Linked DNA regions of Homo sapiens: region 2 is linked to region 1. The links are chromatin loops, found by intact Hi-C in ENCODE. Cell type or tissue: breast epithelium. All regions are shown on one strand. Links, peaks and the distances in the headings refer to the core of each region. The heading gives the core; the rest is flanking DNA. Region 1 overlaps LOC102723568 (a long non-coding RNA gene). Region 2 holds the start of LOC105376624 (a long non-coding RNA gene).

Region 1 (8,341 bases), core at 214-8,213:
AATTACTGATTCAGTTTGACTACTCATTATTGATCTGTTCAGCATTTCTATTTATTCCTGGCTCAATCTTGGGTCATTGTATGTTTCTAGGAATTTATCACTTCCTATAGGTTTTTATAGTTTGTGTGCATAGAAATGCTCAGAGTAATCACTGATGATCTTTTGAATTTCTGTAGTATTAGTTGTAATGTTACCTTAATCATTTCTGGTTGTGCTTGTTAATAGCTTCTTTCTTTTTTCCTTGGTTAATCTTGCTAGTGGTCTATCAATTTTTTTATCCTTTCAAATAATCAACTTTTCATTTCATTGATCCTTTGTGTCTTTTTTTTGTCTCAATTCATTGAATTCTGCTCTGATCTTTGTCCTTTCTTTTCTTCTGCTAGTTTGGGGTTTGATTTGTTCTTGTTCATCTGATTCCTTGAGGCATGACATTAGGTTGTTAATTTGAGATCTTTTTATCTTTTTGATGTAGGCATTTAACACCATAAACTTGCCTATAAGCACTGCTTTTGCTGTATGCCATTACGGTCACAATTAAAAATAGAAATAAACAAAGAATCTATTCAACCATGTAAACACAAATAAAAAGCCATATCCATCATCATTTATTGGGTAATATGCATTGATTATAATTGATTATAATAAATCAGCATGTAATATATTCCAGACACAATGCTAAGTGCTTTACTTACATTTTACAGAAAAGGGTGTCGGGACAGAAAGTTTATATCATAATGTTTAGTTAGGGTTTTCCACAAACCTGAGACATTTCTGGTGCTTCACCTACGTTCCCTCACTTAATCCTCATGAGGGAAATATTGTATCAATTACATTTTCAAATGAAGACAACAAGGCTCAGAGGGGATCATCAATTAAGTCTGAAGAACTAGTTTAAAGAGAAGCCCACTTGAATCTCTAAACAAGGAGGCAGAACTAGTGATATTCTTAAAGAACACTTTTCAGCTTATCACTATTCTGGGTCAAAAGAGATGATCTTTCTTTAAATTTGTTCTTTCCCCTTAACTCTGTTGCCCTTTGCTTGGCTACTATATGTAAAGAATGTAGTGAAGTCAGTGGTTTATTCATTCCCACAGCTAGTGCTTACTGAGGACCTACTCTGCTAGCTGCTGGGGACTCTGTGATTGAAGATCTGCTCCCTGTCCTAGCGTTGTAATAGTATATTAGTAGGCTAAAAGATAACAGCCATTTCCCGTATAGCATTTGTCCATATGTATAATCTCTTCAGCTGCATCCTGAGAGAGGTTTCACTGGTATCATATCTCAGCCTCAAGGCACTGACCACGTGAGCTCTTCCTTTACAGCTAATTGATCCAAGTGGCCCTGACTAGGTCTCTAACCAAGAGAAGGCTCTTTGGAGATAGAACATTTTCAACAAGCGAAAACACAGAAAATCATGACACATTGAAACTTGCAGTGGAGGCTTGGATCATTTAATTTTTCTCTACTTCTACGAAAGATTTTTTTAACATTTCCAGATTAAAGTGGTTCACCTGAGTGCCCTGATTCATATACATACATTCACATACAAGTCAGGAGAGCAGGGCAAGATTCCAGTCAACCTGGAAATGTTGAAAAACATCAGATTTTACATAAAAGATATGTGTATTTTCTCCAAATCTACATGTGGTCATTCAAACATCAAACCAGAAGCTCTGGGAGTCTCACTGAATTCTCGGTTTGCCTTGAAAAGTCATGTGACCTTGACAGCACTATTCATCAGCACTAGCTTCAGTTTGGCCTTTTTCCATTAGAATCTATTAGCCATCAGTTTTTTCTTTCAAGACTACTATTCTGTGACTCCTGTATTTGATTTCTAAAAATGTCCTAGTCTCCCAGAGATTCCCACCCATGGGGTTTGACTTTGTATGTTACTGATGGACTAGGGTGCTTTACTCTCGCAGATATTAAATATTAACAGAGAAATATGGAGAATATGCAAGCTAAGAAAACTACACATACACTTATTGTTTGGTAAGCAAGCAGATTTTTTTGTCCTACACTGGGTTACAATAAAGGCTATATTTATTTTCCTCATCTTAATGCGTTCTAGGATTACCTTTGAGTCCAGACAAGTAGAAAGGTGAAGACTTTTTTTTTTAAACATAGGCAACCCAACACACCAGTTGGTCCCAAAGAAGACGTGCACTTTCACGTGATTGAGAGGTGTGAGACTAGCCAGGCAGCAAAGGCTATTACCATCAAATTCCACTTCCTCACTTCCTTCCACTCCACCAAATCTAATCAGTAACCGCAGGGGAAGGGCAAAGGCATTTAGTAAGTATTGACACCCAGGATTCCAAGAAGCGTACCAAGCTTTTACCAGGACTGTTCAGGTTTTCAGAGACAAACCAATAGGAAATGACTTTTTCTATTCCCAGCCCATCAAAAGAATGAAATAAAAATTGCCAAACTTGACTTGGCATGTGACCACAGTGCTGCCAAAGACAAGGGGTATGACTGAAAGGAGAAGTCAATAAACCTAAAGTCACCATCCACATCCAACCCACCCCACCACCCCCAACCCCACAAACATACACTGCTGCCTTCACCTCTTTTCCCAGTTTGACCAATGGGTAGTTATATGAGTATTAGTCTCAGCAAGAGTCAAACTAAAAACACTGAGAACCATTAAAATTTTCCTCAGATGAGACCCTAAAGCATGGGAGATAATTCAATATGTTGTCATCAAACTATGGTAAAAACATTGTCTCTTAATTTCTGCCAAAGACAGCAACAAATCTCTCCTCAACTCTCTTAATCTCATGCCAAATAAAACAGCAACTCTATTCCCCCAAACTCTAAACTCGTGTCAACCTGTTTGTGATGACGAAGTTAACAATTTGTAAATTTGAACTTCAAGTGGGTTATTCCTCATTTGGTAGAGACAAAACTTAATGAATTGGATGTGCTGATGGTAATCTCATGGATTTCACTGCAGCAGCTAATAGGATTATAATCACCACACATCACAATCTTCCATGCTTCCAGAACAGACTTGATGTCACCTAGATCTCTTCAAAGATGTTCCCAAACACAGACTACATTCATATTTGCTTAATCCAACAACCCCTTTTCCAAGTGCTTTCAAGTATTTTCTGAGACAGGTTCATGACAATTTTGTAGTTACAATGGCATTAGAACATCTCATGTTTAGCTGGTCAAAAGGATTTTTCCAACCATTCGACCTAATGTGTACTCAAAATTATGTGGGAATCTATACCACATGAATTAGCAATTAACCCTAACTGTGATACAGAAGAGGGAGGGAAAGTCTATGTCTTCACTGAATTTCATGGTTCTTTATTACAAACTGCTAGAGGACATGTTCTTTGGTTGGTGCTGGCATCCTCATTAGCACTGAGCACCACAGCTCAAAAAGCGTGGCTGAATCGATGTATATTGGTGACGTATATCACCAGGAAAAGAACTGCTGAGTTTTGTCACTAAACATCCTTCAGCCATTTTTTGGACCCATCTAGAGAACCAGACTCAAGACAGGTCAAAGTAACAATATGACATGAGGTGGATGAAGCCTTGGAGACAAAATGAATTGTCCTAGGGTCGCAATAGGAGACAAAGGTTAGAACTTAGAATGTGGGGGTCAGTAATTTAAGTACTGTAGTCCCCATGTCCCTTGCTCCTTTTAACCCTTTGAAACTAACCTACGGAGTTCTGCTTCCATCTCTCTTTTGTTTATGCAACTTTTGAACTGGGTTATTTCATTAATTTCAGGAACATTTATTGAGGACCTAATATGGGCGCAGCATATAGAAGGTAGTTTATACAATATACAGTTTTGAGTATATATAGTAAAGAAGTCGGGCAGAACTGAATTCAAACCTCAGTTCTACTTCCTACTAATTCATTACTTTAAGCAAGAGAATTGGTTTCTCTGTGCCTCAGTTTTATAATTTCCTCATCTACAAAACGAGAATAGTAATAGTGTATATCTCACAGGGTTGTTATAAAACTATTGTAACTATCATTATTCTTATCATTGTACCACAACAAATGGTACAAAAGTATAACCATCAATCCCAGGAGAAAAGACACCCTATGAACTGAAAGAAATTAAATACCAAATGAGGTGGCATGTGCTGTATAAATTCGGAAGGAAAAGTCAGTGAAGGTTAGGGTGATCAATAAGGTTTCATAGAGAAGAAAGGGCTTCAGTTGTATTATAGAAAAGAATACACCATGAGAACAGGCAATAAACCATGAGCATTTGATCAAGAAAAGTGTGCTTGGAGAACGTAAGAGTGGATGTAGTGAGGAATACATTTGAAGCTAGGCTGGGAAGGGATTGACTATCCAACTAATAATGATTTTTGACTTCCATTCACTCATTCATTCAACAAGCATTTATTGAGTGAATATTACGGTCCCATGCATTGTTGCCTTGATGATGCAATCATAAGCAAGGCATGGTCTATTCTTGTGGAAATAAACTAATACCAACCAAATGAGAAAAGCAAAGGCTATTTATTCTGAGCTTGAGAAATAATTTATTCTGAACAAGAGGATCAGCCACTGTCACTTGTATTTTTGCAGAAATGCAAAGGCAAGTAGAGGAGTGGGAATGGGAAAGCCTTGTAGTGGAAAAAATGGAAGGCTTCAGGTGTGCCCTGATTGGAGGCTATTGGCATGGGAAGCTGTAGGCAGGATAACTAGAAATGGGTTTCCTGTGTTATTGGATAGGGGAGCATATTTGGTTTTCTCTGGTGGGTGGTAAGTTGGAAGTAGGAATAAAACTTAGGGAAGCTTTCAGTTTTTAATCAAGTCTTGGCCATTTTGGGCCAATTTTTACATGAGTTATTTTTTTAGCTTCCTGAATTGTCATTAAAGATAGCAATCTGGCTTCCTGCAAGTCTGACTTATAACAGGCTGGCTTCCTGAACTGTTTATTGCAGATAAGGAGGCTGGTTTCCTGGGCAGGTTGCTGCAGGTTCTGAGTCAGAATTCTACTTTTATATATGGTTTAGTCATTGTCTGTTTGCATATTCAGCTTCTCAGTGCAGTGAAGAAAAAGACTAAAAAAGGTTGTTGGGGACAGGAGCAAAACAACTACGTTAGAGTGTTATAGGGATGATGAAGTTGGGCTGGGAAAACCTACTTTGGATAAAGTAGTCAGAGAAGGCCTTTCTGAGGAGGTGACAACTATGCAGAGACCTTGAAAATGAGAAGAGGCCAGTCATTTTAGAAGCATAGGGAAGAACATTTCAGGTCAAAGGACAGAGAAAATACTACTTTGAGCTAGAAAAAATATGGTGGGTTTAAATAAATTACAGATCAGTGCAGTTAGGCAGGAATAAGCAAGGAGAGACAGCAAGATAGGAGGTTTGAGAAGTAATTAAGATTCAGGTCAGACAGAACTCTGTGTGTCAAAGTGGAGAATAGATTCTATGAGAGCAGGGAGCTTAGGCAGAAAGCCTATTACAGATGATTTTAACAGCGCAGGTGGAAAGATGATGGTAGCGGTCTGGCTTAAGTTATGGGAAGTAGAGATGAAGAGAACAGTTCACTGATTCCTGGAGACATCTTGAAAAAAGAACAAAGAGCACCTCCTGATAGCCTGACTATGGAGGAAATGGGGAATGGTGATAAAGGGAGGAAATTAAATAACTCCAAACTTATGGGCTTGAGCAACTGAGTACAGGATTATAGCATTTACTGAGATGGGGATACAAAACACAAAGAAAAGTAAGTTATGGGGGTGAAAAATCAAGTTTATCTTAGGGATTGAGAAGGCCATTAATATAATAACAGCCATCTGGAGATAAGAGGCAGGACAGATTCAAAAGTCAGAGACCTCTTGGGCTTAGCCCACATTGACAGTTCACACCTTTTTAGTAGAGAAAATAGACACTCAAATAAAGGACAAACAAGGAAGACAAAAGCTGCAGGAAAAAAAAAAACTACAGATATTTAGCTAAGAATACCTGGCCTCAAAGTTGCTGGTCAGTTTAGCTTTTCAAAAATTGACAACAGTGGCTCACGCCTGTAATCCCAGCACTTTGGGGGGCCAAGGCAGATGGATTGCCTGAGCTCAGGAGTTTGAGACTAGCCTGGGCAACATGGTGAAACCCCGTCTCTACTAAAATATAAATAAATAAATTAGCCAAGCATGGTGGTGTGCACCTGTAGTCCCAGCTACTCGAGAGGCTGAGGCAGGAGAATTACTTGAACCTGGGAGGTGGAAGTTGCAGTAAGCCAAGATTGTGCCACTGCACTCCAGCCTGGGTGACAGCGAGACTCCATCAAAAAAGGAAAAAAAAAAAAAAAGAAGAAGAAGAAGAAGAAAAAAAAAATTGACAACAAGAAATGGAATTGCTTAACATTGTGTGGCCCAATTACCTAGTCTATTGATTGCACTTGAAGCATTCATTGGTGATACAATCATGCAAGAAATGTTCCATTCTTGCTTATAGTCTAGAGAGGCAGAGAGAAGTGTCAGGTTCAAGTTAGCGACTAGTCATTTAAAAGAAGAAAGCCTCTCTTAGCTGTTGACCTTGCTTTCTACTTCACAGGGAAAATGAAAGCAATAAGAAGAGAACTTCTAGATTCCCACAACATCTGTCAACCGCTAGCACCTAGAACCTCATGTTATGCCCTCCCTCCTGTTACAATTGGAAAATTGTTCATGCTTGATAACGAAGCCAGTACCTTCACTCTAGATCCCATTCTTTCTCACCAATTCAAGGACATCTTTCCAGCAATTCTCTTCTCTCCTTTTTGTATAATTTCCATCAACCAATGAATTCACTGCTCATGCTTCCATCATCAAAAAAATAATAATAATTACAAAACAAATTTTAAAACCTTTACTGAAGTAAGTGAACTCTGACTTGACTTCCCCCACCAGCAAATGTCTCATTTCATGGCGCTCATTTTCAGGAAACTCCTTGAGAGAGTTGTCTCTTTTTGATGACTACAATTCCTTTCCTACTGTTTTATTTTTCATTTGCTCAGGTATATTGCAGTATAATTAGCATGCAATAAAGTTCACCCTTTTAAAGAATACATTTTCGTAAGTTTTGAAAAATATATTGGTCATGTAGCCACTGCTATAATCAAAATATATAACATACATATCACCTCAAAAAGTTTCCTTGGACTCTGGTTCCAAAATGATGGCATAAAAGCAAGCCGGCTTCACTCCTCCCCAACTCCCCAAAGAAAACCTAAAACAAATATAGAGTTCAAAGATTATCACCAGCAATATACCAGAACTTAAATGTAAGAATGAGACAGTTCCTGCAGCCACAGAAGATTGAAAAAAAAATCCAAGCAGATGGTAAGAAAATCAGACTTCCATGTCCATGATGCCCGTTTTCTCAATCTGCTCAGCACCAAGCATGCAGGAAATTTTTCCTAGATTTATGGTTTCTACACTAGAAAAAATTGAGATTGAGGTGAACAGCCAGCTTCTCCACTATCTTGGGTTTGTTGGCCGTGGACTTGCCCCTGCCTCAACCCATAGGAAGCATTGCAAGTACCTGAAGGAAAAATTAGCCTTGGAATAGCCAAAGGAAAAGGAGAGGGACTATGATTCCCAGGCTTAGAAACACTGCTCTGTAACTCAGCCAAAGGAAACACCAAATCAGAATGGTTGTTCAGCAGCACCATACTGTAGGAGATTTGTTCCACAGGACCACTGGGCATGAGCTCCTAGCCTACCTTTCCATACTACTGGAATATAACCTTTGGGACCTCCGTCATTCAAGATGGGCAGCACTCTGGTTGTTTACTAGAACCAAGACAAGTGGGGCTTAAGAAACCATCTAGTATCTAAAATGAGACAGCAACCTAGTTGGGGGAAATAAATTAACAGGTAAATTACAAAGAATTTCTAAACAAGTGAATCCAATAAAAACCAAAACAAGCAAGACAAATAAGACTAGAATAAATAATCTTTCACTGCAAGATGTAGACATACATCAACAAGAAACAGCAAAAACAGGGAATCATGATCTCCCAAATGAAGAAAGCAAAGAACCAGTGGCTGACCCTAACTAGATGCTGATATATGAACTCTCTAAGAATTCAAAATGCAGTTTTATGGAAACTCAGTGATCTCCAAGACAACACAGAAAGGCAATTCAGAAATTTATCAGATAAATTTAACAAAGAGATTAAAACAATAAAAAGAAATCAAACAGAAATCTTGGAACTGAGAAATACATTTACTGAACAGAAAAATTTATTAGAGGATCTCAACAGCAGAATTGATCAAGCAGAGGAAAGAATCAGTGAGCTCTAAGACAGCCTATATGAAAATACACAGAGGATAAAAAATAACAAGGAAAAAAGATAAACTACA
Region 2 (8,341 bases), core at 58-8,057, 68 kb after region 1:
TATCAGCAGGTCAGTCAGAAGCATAGGTCACAATCTGGGGCTTGCAATAGGCATTGGAAGTGGAGGGCAGCCTTCTGGGACTCAACCTTCAACCTGTGGAATCTGATGCTGTTTCCAGTTAGATATTGTTGAAATTGGATCGGAGGACACCCAGCAGATGGTGTCTGCTGCAGAATTGGTTGCTGGTGGGGAAAAATCCCCGACATCCATCTTGGTAACCAGAGGTCACAGAAGTTTTCTGTGTTGTTGAGTGAGAGAATGAAAACACAGTTTGATTTTCCTCTCTGTATCTTCAGAGATTCTCAATCCTTTTCAGAACGAGTATGGGTGTATATAAATGTAATATAAATGCTTTAACACAGGGGTTCCCAACCTCCAGGCCGTGGACCTGTACTGGTCTGTGGCCTGTTAGGAACCGGGCCACACAGCAGGAGGTGAGCAGCAGGCAAGCGAGCATTACCCGCTGAGCTCCGCCTCATGCCAGATCACTGGTGGCATTAGATTCTCATAGGAGTGGGAACCCTATTGTGAACTGCACATGTGAGGGATCTAGGTTGTGCACTCATTATGGGAATCTAATGCTTGATGATCTGAGGTGGAACGGTTTCATACTGAAACCACTCCCCCTGCCCCCATCTGTGGAAAAATTGTCTTCTACAAAACTGGTCCTGGTGACGAGAAGGTTGGGGACTGCTGCTCTAACGCCATATAAGTGTTCCTGAAAAATCTATGCTGTACCAAAAATAATAAGGCAAATGGAGTAGACAAGGTTCAGGAAGACACTAAAAACTTATGAACTATGTAACCAGAATACCAATAAAAATATTACTAATAAAAATGTTACCACAGTTAGCTTTCTTCTAGTTTTCATGGCTGTTAATCATTTGCTTCCTTATAATTTCCTAGACTTGTGCTTCCTCCTTTAAGATGTAAGTATTAGAAGGCATTTGCTTTTAAAAAATTCAATTTTCATCAAATTTTAAAATCGTATCCAGTCTGTAGGCTTCCTAATCCATTGTTTTATATAACTAGAAATATCTTCTTAGTGTCTTTATCCATGCCTGTTCCAGATAGCTTAACTGAATGAAAATTACTGAAGGTCCCTAAAGCTACTAAATGAGGCTTTTTTTCCCAATAAAGAATAAACTTCTGCAGATTTTCAGCTTTTTTTCCAAAATGTTTTCATATATCTTTAAAGCTTTCTCATTAATTATAAGAAATCTTGCCCTAATTGCTTTAAAACAATGTGCTGAGAAAAATTGTGTATGAATCCATGCAATTTCCATATTATACCAATGTACCAATATCATTCCTTTATTTACCAATTTTGTATGAAGTAATATACATAAAAGACTTGAGTCTCATCAAGATTAATGCGAGTTAGCCTTTTATTTCATGCAATTGCATAGCATTTGGTTTGATATACTATTAGACATTGTGTAAGACTCTATTATGAAATAAATCATCTCAAAATAACTTTTAAAAAAGCAAATCTGTTCATCTCTTCTGACTCAAAAGGCTGAAGGTGAATCCAAAGGTACTGCTAAATCCAAGTACTAAAATGCTGTAGTAGAAATATTTCTATATCTTGGCTCTGCTTTTTATACTTTTCTTTGTGTGTTGGTTTCATTCTCTTCAAACACAGACAGGCTTTCTTTATCTGGCAGTGGAGTTGGGTCCTGGCACCTCTCCTTGAGTTAGGAACCTAAGACTTTGAACCCCTCTGTAGGCAGGGAAATGGTGTGCTATGACTGGCCACGACTGGCCAGGTCCGGGTCACGTGGTTATGGCTGCAGCAAGAGGGCAGGCAGAATACTGTGACTGACATCATCCCAGAGCCTCAAGGGATGTGGGTGAGTGGAGGTGGCTCCTATGAGTGAGGGAAACTGGGTAGACACCAACAGCAGCTTACCTCTACCTACGTACCAACACTTGAGCACTGAACAAGTACTGAGTACGAAAGAAGATTTGCTGAAATTTGGAGTTACAAGACCCTTAGAAAATGCCAATCAGAAAATGAAAGTTAAGTGATTCTGCTCAAGGTCAATGTAAAATTATTAAAAATGCTAATGATATGGGCAGGAGGCGAGGAAATACTAGGTAGAAGAGGGCAGTTCCCTGGCAAAGGCCCCACCCTCAAGCCTGGAAACCCATGGACCTAAATGGGAACAGGCATCCCTGTTTTCACGCCCAAATGTTGCCTTTTCTAAGACCACTCTGGCCTGCCATGCCCCTATTCTGTGCCCACATAAACCCCAAGCTCCACGAGCAGAGGAACAGAAGAGTAGCAGAACGACAGAGCAGCAGAGTGGCATGGCATAGAAGAAGAGAAGAGAAGGAGCGTCTGAACATCAACAGGAGTTCAGCTGGGGACAGTCAGAGAGGAGATCGGCTGTGGGGCAGCCAAACTCTGGGGGAATATCACCTTCCCATTCCATCCTCTTTCCAGCTCCCCATCCATCCCACTGAGAGCTACTTCTATCACCCAATAAAATCCCTGCACTCACCATCCTTCAAGTCTGAGTGACCTGAATCTTCCTGGACGCTGGATGATATGGTTTGGCTCTGTGTCCCCACTCAAATCTCATCTTGTAGCTCCCATAATTCCGTGTTGTGGGAGGGACCTGGTGGGAGATAATTGAATCATGGGGGCGGGTCTTTCCTCTGCTGTTCTCATGATAGTAAGTCTCACAACATCAGATGGCTTTAAAAATGGGAGTTTGCCTGCACAAGTTCTCTCCTCTTGCCTGCTGCCATGTGAGATACGCTTTTCACCTTCTGCCATGATTGTGAAGCCTGCCCAGCTACGTGGAACTATGAGTCCAATAAGCCTCTTTCTTTTGTAAATTGCCTGGTCTCCGGTATGTCTTATCAGCAGTGTGAAAACAGACTAATACACCGGACAAGGATCCAGGTACCAAGAGGGCAGGGTGTAAAAGGCTGTCACCCTGACTCTCTACTGAGCTGGTTTAACACTTAGCCGTCCACAAATGGCAACTACTAAAAGAGCATTAATTGTAACACACCCCTAAACGCTACTGGGGCTGGAGCCCAAAAGCACTCGCCCCGCCCCAGCTCTTGCCCCCGCCCATCCGTGTGCTCGCCCTCCCGAAAGGAGTTCGAGCCTGTAGTGGCTGAGCACATGAGCGACACCTCTGTCATAAGTCCTGTGAGGGATCAGGGAACTCTCCCGTTTCACTAACATATGCTGAGAAAATGGGTGTCAGGTGAGAAAGTCTAAGCTTAAGACAGAAGATTAAAAGAAAAAAACAAAAGATGTATGTTTAAAGAATAAAAAGGAAGAGAAGAAAAAGGCAAAGAAGAAGGTTATAAGGCAACAAATAAAATCTCTCAAATTAAGAATAAATGGACAGAAGGAATTGAAGGGAAGAAAAACTAGAAGGAAAACCTCAGTCCTAGGGTGTGAAAGCATTAACAAGGATTATGAGTGATAATAGACATGTATTATTTTAGATTTGGCTTATTGTAGAGTTTTTTTTATTTCATATTGGAACTATAGATGATTCATTTCTTAAATAAATAGGAAAAATGCCTGAACAATATGTGAATGGCATTGAATTATTGAAGATTAAGGCTTATAGTTAAGGCTTATACTTAAAAATCACATTGATTGGAAAGCTTGATGAGTCAGAATCAAGCAATGGTAAATGGCTAAATGGTAACAATTTTTACCAAGTTACTATGGGCCAAAGTAATATCCTTCAAAGTGCCAGCTGTCACAACATAGCAAGATTTTTAAACAATGTCATTCTTGGCTGCAAAGGGAGCCAGCCACTTGAAGTAGAAGTTCAGTTTTGCTTTCTGGATAAAAAGAGGTAAGGAGAAAATCAGAATAAAGTTCTGAAATTTAGGAAGATAAAGGAAGGAAGTCTTTTTCAGAGTGTTTCTATAAATGGCACACATTGATTGCTGATATGACATTGATGAATGTTGATCAAAATGACTTAATTCATTCTATTGTGTGATAAGAGCACTAGAGATGTCATACAATTAAATTAACTGCAATAATTGCTAAAAACAAGGAGATTTAAAGAGCAGAATTATACCTGAAATCCTATAAATGGCTTTGAAAGTGCCTTTGGAAAGTGTCACTTACGTGCAAAGCCTTTAGAGGTTTTAATTTAAAGCAGAATCAACACATTTTTAAGCTACACTAAACAGGGGTCATCACTGTCTTCATATCTGTGAAAGACTGCTACAACAAAGCGGAAAGAGCAGAAATGTGCAGGCTTATCGGTTTAAGTTCATTCCTAAAAATCGTAGAGGGAGATAGAGAAATAATTGCTTCTTTGATAACATCCTAACGTTCTTTTTTTTTTTTTTTTCTAGGATGGCTGGGCAGGGTTCTGCAACACAGCAGAAACCCCAGGCTTCCCAAGACCCAGGATCAGAACTGTATAATGTCACTTCTGCCTCACTTTGTTGGACAAAGTATGTCACAAGATCATCTCAGTGGTGGTAAAATTATTATTATTATTATTTTAAGGCAGAGTCTCACTTTGTCACCCAGGCTGGAGTGCAGTGGTGTGATCTCGGCTGCTCACTACAACCTCCGCCTCCCATGTTAAGCGACTCTCATGCCTCAACCTTACCCATGTTAAGCGACTCTCATGCCTCAACCTTACCAAGTAGCTGGGATTACAGGTGCATGCCACCACAGCTGGCTAAATTTTGTATTTTTTTTTTCATACTTTAAGTTCTGGGGTACATGTGCACAACAAGCAGGTTTGTTACAGATGTACACATGTGCCATGTTGGTGTGCTGCACCCATTAACTTGTCATTTACATTAGGTATATCTCCTAATGCTATCCCTCCCCCCTCCCCCCACCCCACGACAGGCCCCGGTGTGTGATGGATAACATCCTAATATTCTAACATGGTGATGTTAATCACCTCTATGCATATTGTTAAAATATGTATGCAGTTTTACTAAAATGTTAGAGAGAATATGCCTGAAATTTATATAAGGAATAAAAACAGATAAATCAACCTGAAAATGTCCCTATGTTTATTATCTTGAGTAATTTCAAAATGCATGAATAAAATGCATAGATGTGCATTTGCTGAGAGGGATTCATTCATCCAGGTTGAGAAAATGCCATACAATTTAGAGCCAAAGGCCTAGGACAAATTCCCAGCTCTCCTGCTCACAGGTCTTGAGCAAGTTAACCTTTCTGAACCTGTGTCTCATTGTTAACATGAGGGTTTATTCAAAAAGCAAGTATTTTTTGATTGTCTGCTACACGTAGGCACAGGGCTATGGAAATAGATAGGACATGGCCCTGTCTCACTAGAAGCTTATGTTTTTTGGTGGATGGTGATAACACTGACATCAGGATTGCTGACAAGATGACTAGAAGGGTGAAACTGCTTGCTAAACTATAATATTTCATGCAATTATTAAACACAGTTAATGTATAAAGTGATTCATAGTTTGCTACTGGGAAGACTTACACAAATTAAAGACATTTAGTAAAGAGATATCAGAGAAGCTCAACAAGATTTTATAATCCTACTCTTCCCAATTCCTTCCTTTAAGATGTAATACATTACTGATTTATTTATTAACCACCCCATCCATTATTAACCACCCCTTCTATTCTGTCCCAAACAGGAATTTAAGACTTTCTCAGTCCTACTCCATTAACAACAATAACCAATTATGCCCCATAACATAAAAGTTAACATGGCATTCATTCTTCTTAGGCTCAATTCTCTTACAATGGAATTTGGAGGAGGTTACATAGACACTTCTTTTTACTCCTCAATCCCATTTAATATTGCTGGAGAACCAAGAGTCATTCATTCAACATTTATTGATATTTACTTGCTAACGAAGGTTTACAGTAATATCCCTTGAGGGATAAAGATTTCCTACCCAGCCATGGGCAGAAATATTCAGCACCCTGAGGATGCCTACTCCATTCTCTTGCCTGTTGGAACCTTCTTTGGGTGTCCTTTAGATCATTTATATCAAACAGATAAGCTTACAGATGGTCATCAAGGCTTTGACTAGGAGCATTTGACACCAACACAGCACAACTTACTGTTTCATAAGTTTACTCCTTACACTAATGTAGTTTTTTTTGGTGGGGGTGGTGTCTAGGGTATTTTGCTTTTCACCCAGTTTTTATCAAACAATGCAAGCCTAAATGAGCATAAGATTATACACATATAACACTTTTATGTTTAGAGCATGGGAAAGACATGTTTATTAACAGAAAAGTTTAACCATGCATGAGTAAAGAGAACAGATCCTAACTGTCTAGTGGGTTCCAATCACAATGTATTGAGTTATTTTAAAGTTAACCTAAAGGGATTGTATACCAGGAAAATAGTACTTTTCCTTTGCTTGTATTAAAAGCAATAGATGCAATTAAACCTGAAACTGACAATGAACAATTGTGAAACCAATGGAAAAATTTGCAGATGATTTAAAACACATTGTTCAAGATAAAAGGCTGGTGATGACTTGATCAACATCCTCAAAAGAAACAAAACATGATTATTTGAGGACGTGGATAAACACTACTGAATAAATGAAATAATCTTAAGTTCACAAATCACATATACAGCACTATATTTGATGGGTTATTTTAAAGGATTTTTTATGATAATTTTGACTACTGGAAATTTTTACTTAACTTTCAAAGCTCTACTGTATATATATATATAAATTTTCCTGGTTTCATCTCCAAAGATGTGGTCCTTATTGCAATAATGAAGTAGGAAAAGTAAAAGGTACTTACTAAAAGTATGAATAAAATAGTAGAACATATTAAAATTTGTTAGAACCCTAAGTCCCTAATACTCATATCAGAAGCCAAATATACTTTAAGAGCATATTTGTGTTTATAACTTAAGACCACAAAAGAATACCCATTTCAGTGATTATTATCCAAAACTTGGTGATTCAGTGCTTATAAATTACAGATCAGTGAAATGGAAACCAAAATCTGTTTTGTTTTGTTTTGTTTTTTGAGATAGAGTCTTGCTCTGTCACCCAAGCTGGAGTGCAGTGGTGCGATCTCAGCTCACTGCACTCTCCACCTCCCTGGTTCAAGTGATTCTTGTGCCTCAGCCTCCGAAGTAGAGGGGACTACAGGTGCCTGCCACCATGCCTGGCTAATTTTTAAAATATTTTTAGTAGAGATGGGGTTTCACCATGTTGGCCAGGCTGATCTCGAAACTCCTGACCTCAGGTGATCCGCCTACTTCAGCCTCCCAAAGTGCTGGGATTACAGGCGTGAGCCACTGTGCTGGGCCTTGTAGTCCTGCTTTAAAGAAACTTGGTGGGAGAATTCAAATTGCCTCTTGAATAGTGATGTCAACATTATTAGTTCCACATCTGACCATCTTGACTAGAACTGCTGATGAGACATGGCAAAATTTTCTCAAAAGGGAGGTATTTGAACAAATTGAGATATAAAATGAAACACTCCTTAAGATTATGACTTTACCTTTCGGATTTTGGGACATTCTCTAGGGAACTATGTTATTTTGAAGTATCTCTCACAAGAAAGTTGGGTGGGACCAAAAGCCTCTAGAATCATTTGAGAAACAAATGATAGTCCCTTATTCAATCTGAGAGTGAATGGCATGTCCTGCACTTAATGAAATAAAAAATGTGTTTGATCTAGATCTCTTAGCAGTTTAATCCTGCATTCATAACCAAATTTTCCTCTTATTTAAAGAAGCTGGAATAACTGAGAGAACAACAATCACAAGGGCATGTGAAGAAGAATGCCTGCTTCCCCCTCCCTCATTCACTGAACACCTATGTGGCAGGCACTGAGGATTAGCTCCCAGCCTGGATTTGTATTCATCTTTGGACCTTGGCTCCTAGCAGTCACACAGGAGGGATCATATTCTTAAAAAAAAAGGATATTAACTAGGGGATACAGCCTTCCACCAGCTGTTCCCCTACCTCTAAAGCAGGTTTTGCAATCTTTTCTGCACTCCCAGGAAAGAAATATACAACTGGAGATGTGCTGCTGCTGCTGTATAGTTTAAATGGTTTACCTGCATGACAATTACTTTGAAGATAGCTAGGTGAGGGGTTTTTAGGAAAGGAAGTTTATATTTTGAGTGCATACATAGTATATGACAGGTACTGTGTTAAGAAGTTTACCTGTTTTCTCTTATTTAAATTCTACATATTTATTATTCCTATCTGAGCCTCAATTTTCTCATCTAAGAAAATAGGTACAATATCTATCTCAAAAGACTATTATGAGGATTAAAAGGGATTTTAAAAAACACTAATATTTATTGAACATCTACACTGGATTAAGCATTGTGGTTTGTTCCTCCACATA

Evidence for each region. A loop is a pair of places that touch in the nucleus more often than their neighbours do. Peaks named below come from ENCODE experiments on the same cell type or tissue, not always from the same donor. Only the 100,000 strongest peaks of a DNase experiment are listed, where the experiment ranks them.
Region 2: it touches region 1 in a loop (24-fold over the local background); 2 of 110 quality-filtered maps call a loop at or near these places.

Annotation. Positions count from the first base shown.
Region 1 is chr11:34,804,873-34,813,213 of GRCh38, forward strand. All of the region lies in intron 6 of LOC102723568 (a long non-coding RNA gene), which reads left to right. Among named protein-coding and RNA genes, the nearest start is that of APIP, 110 kb to the right of the region's middle. In breast epithelium, for the core only: no CTCF peak of the experiment used is centred there; no DNase peak of the experiment used is centred there.
Region 2 is chr11:34,872,660-34,881,000 of GRCh38, forward strand. LOC102723568 (a long non-coding RNA gene) reads left to right here. Exons shown (of 7, transcript XR_007062652.1): 7 at 4,351-5,020. LOC105376624 (a long non-coding RNA gene) reads right to left here and starts at 2,619. Exons shown (of 2, transcript XR_931185.2): 1 at 2,508-2,619. In breast epithelium, for the core only: no CTCF peak of the experiment used is centred there; no DNase peak of the experiment used is centred there.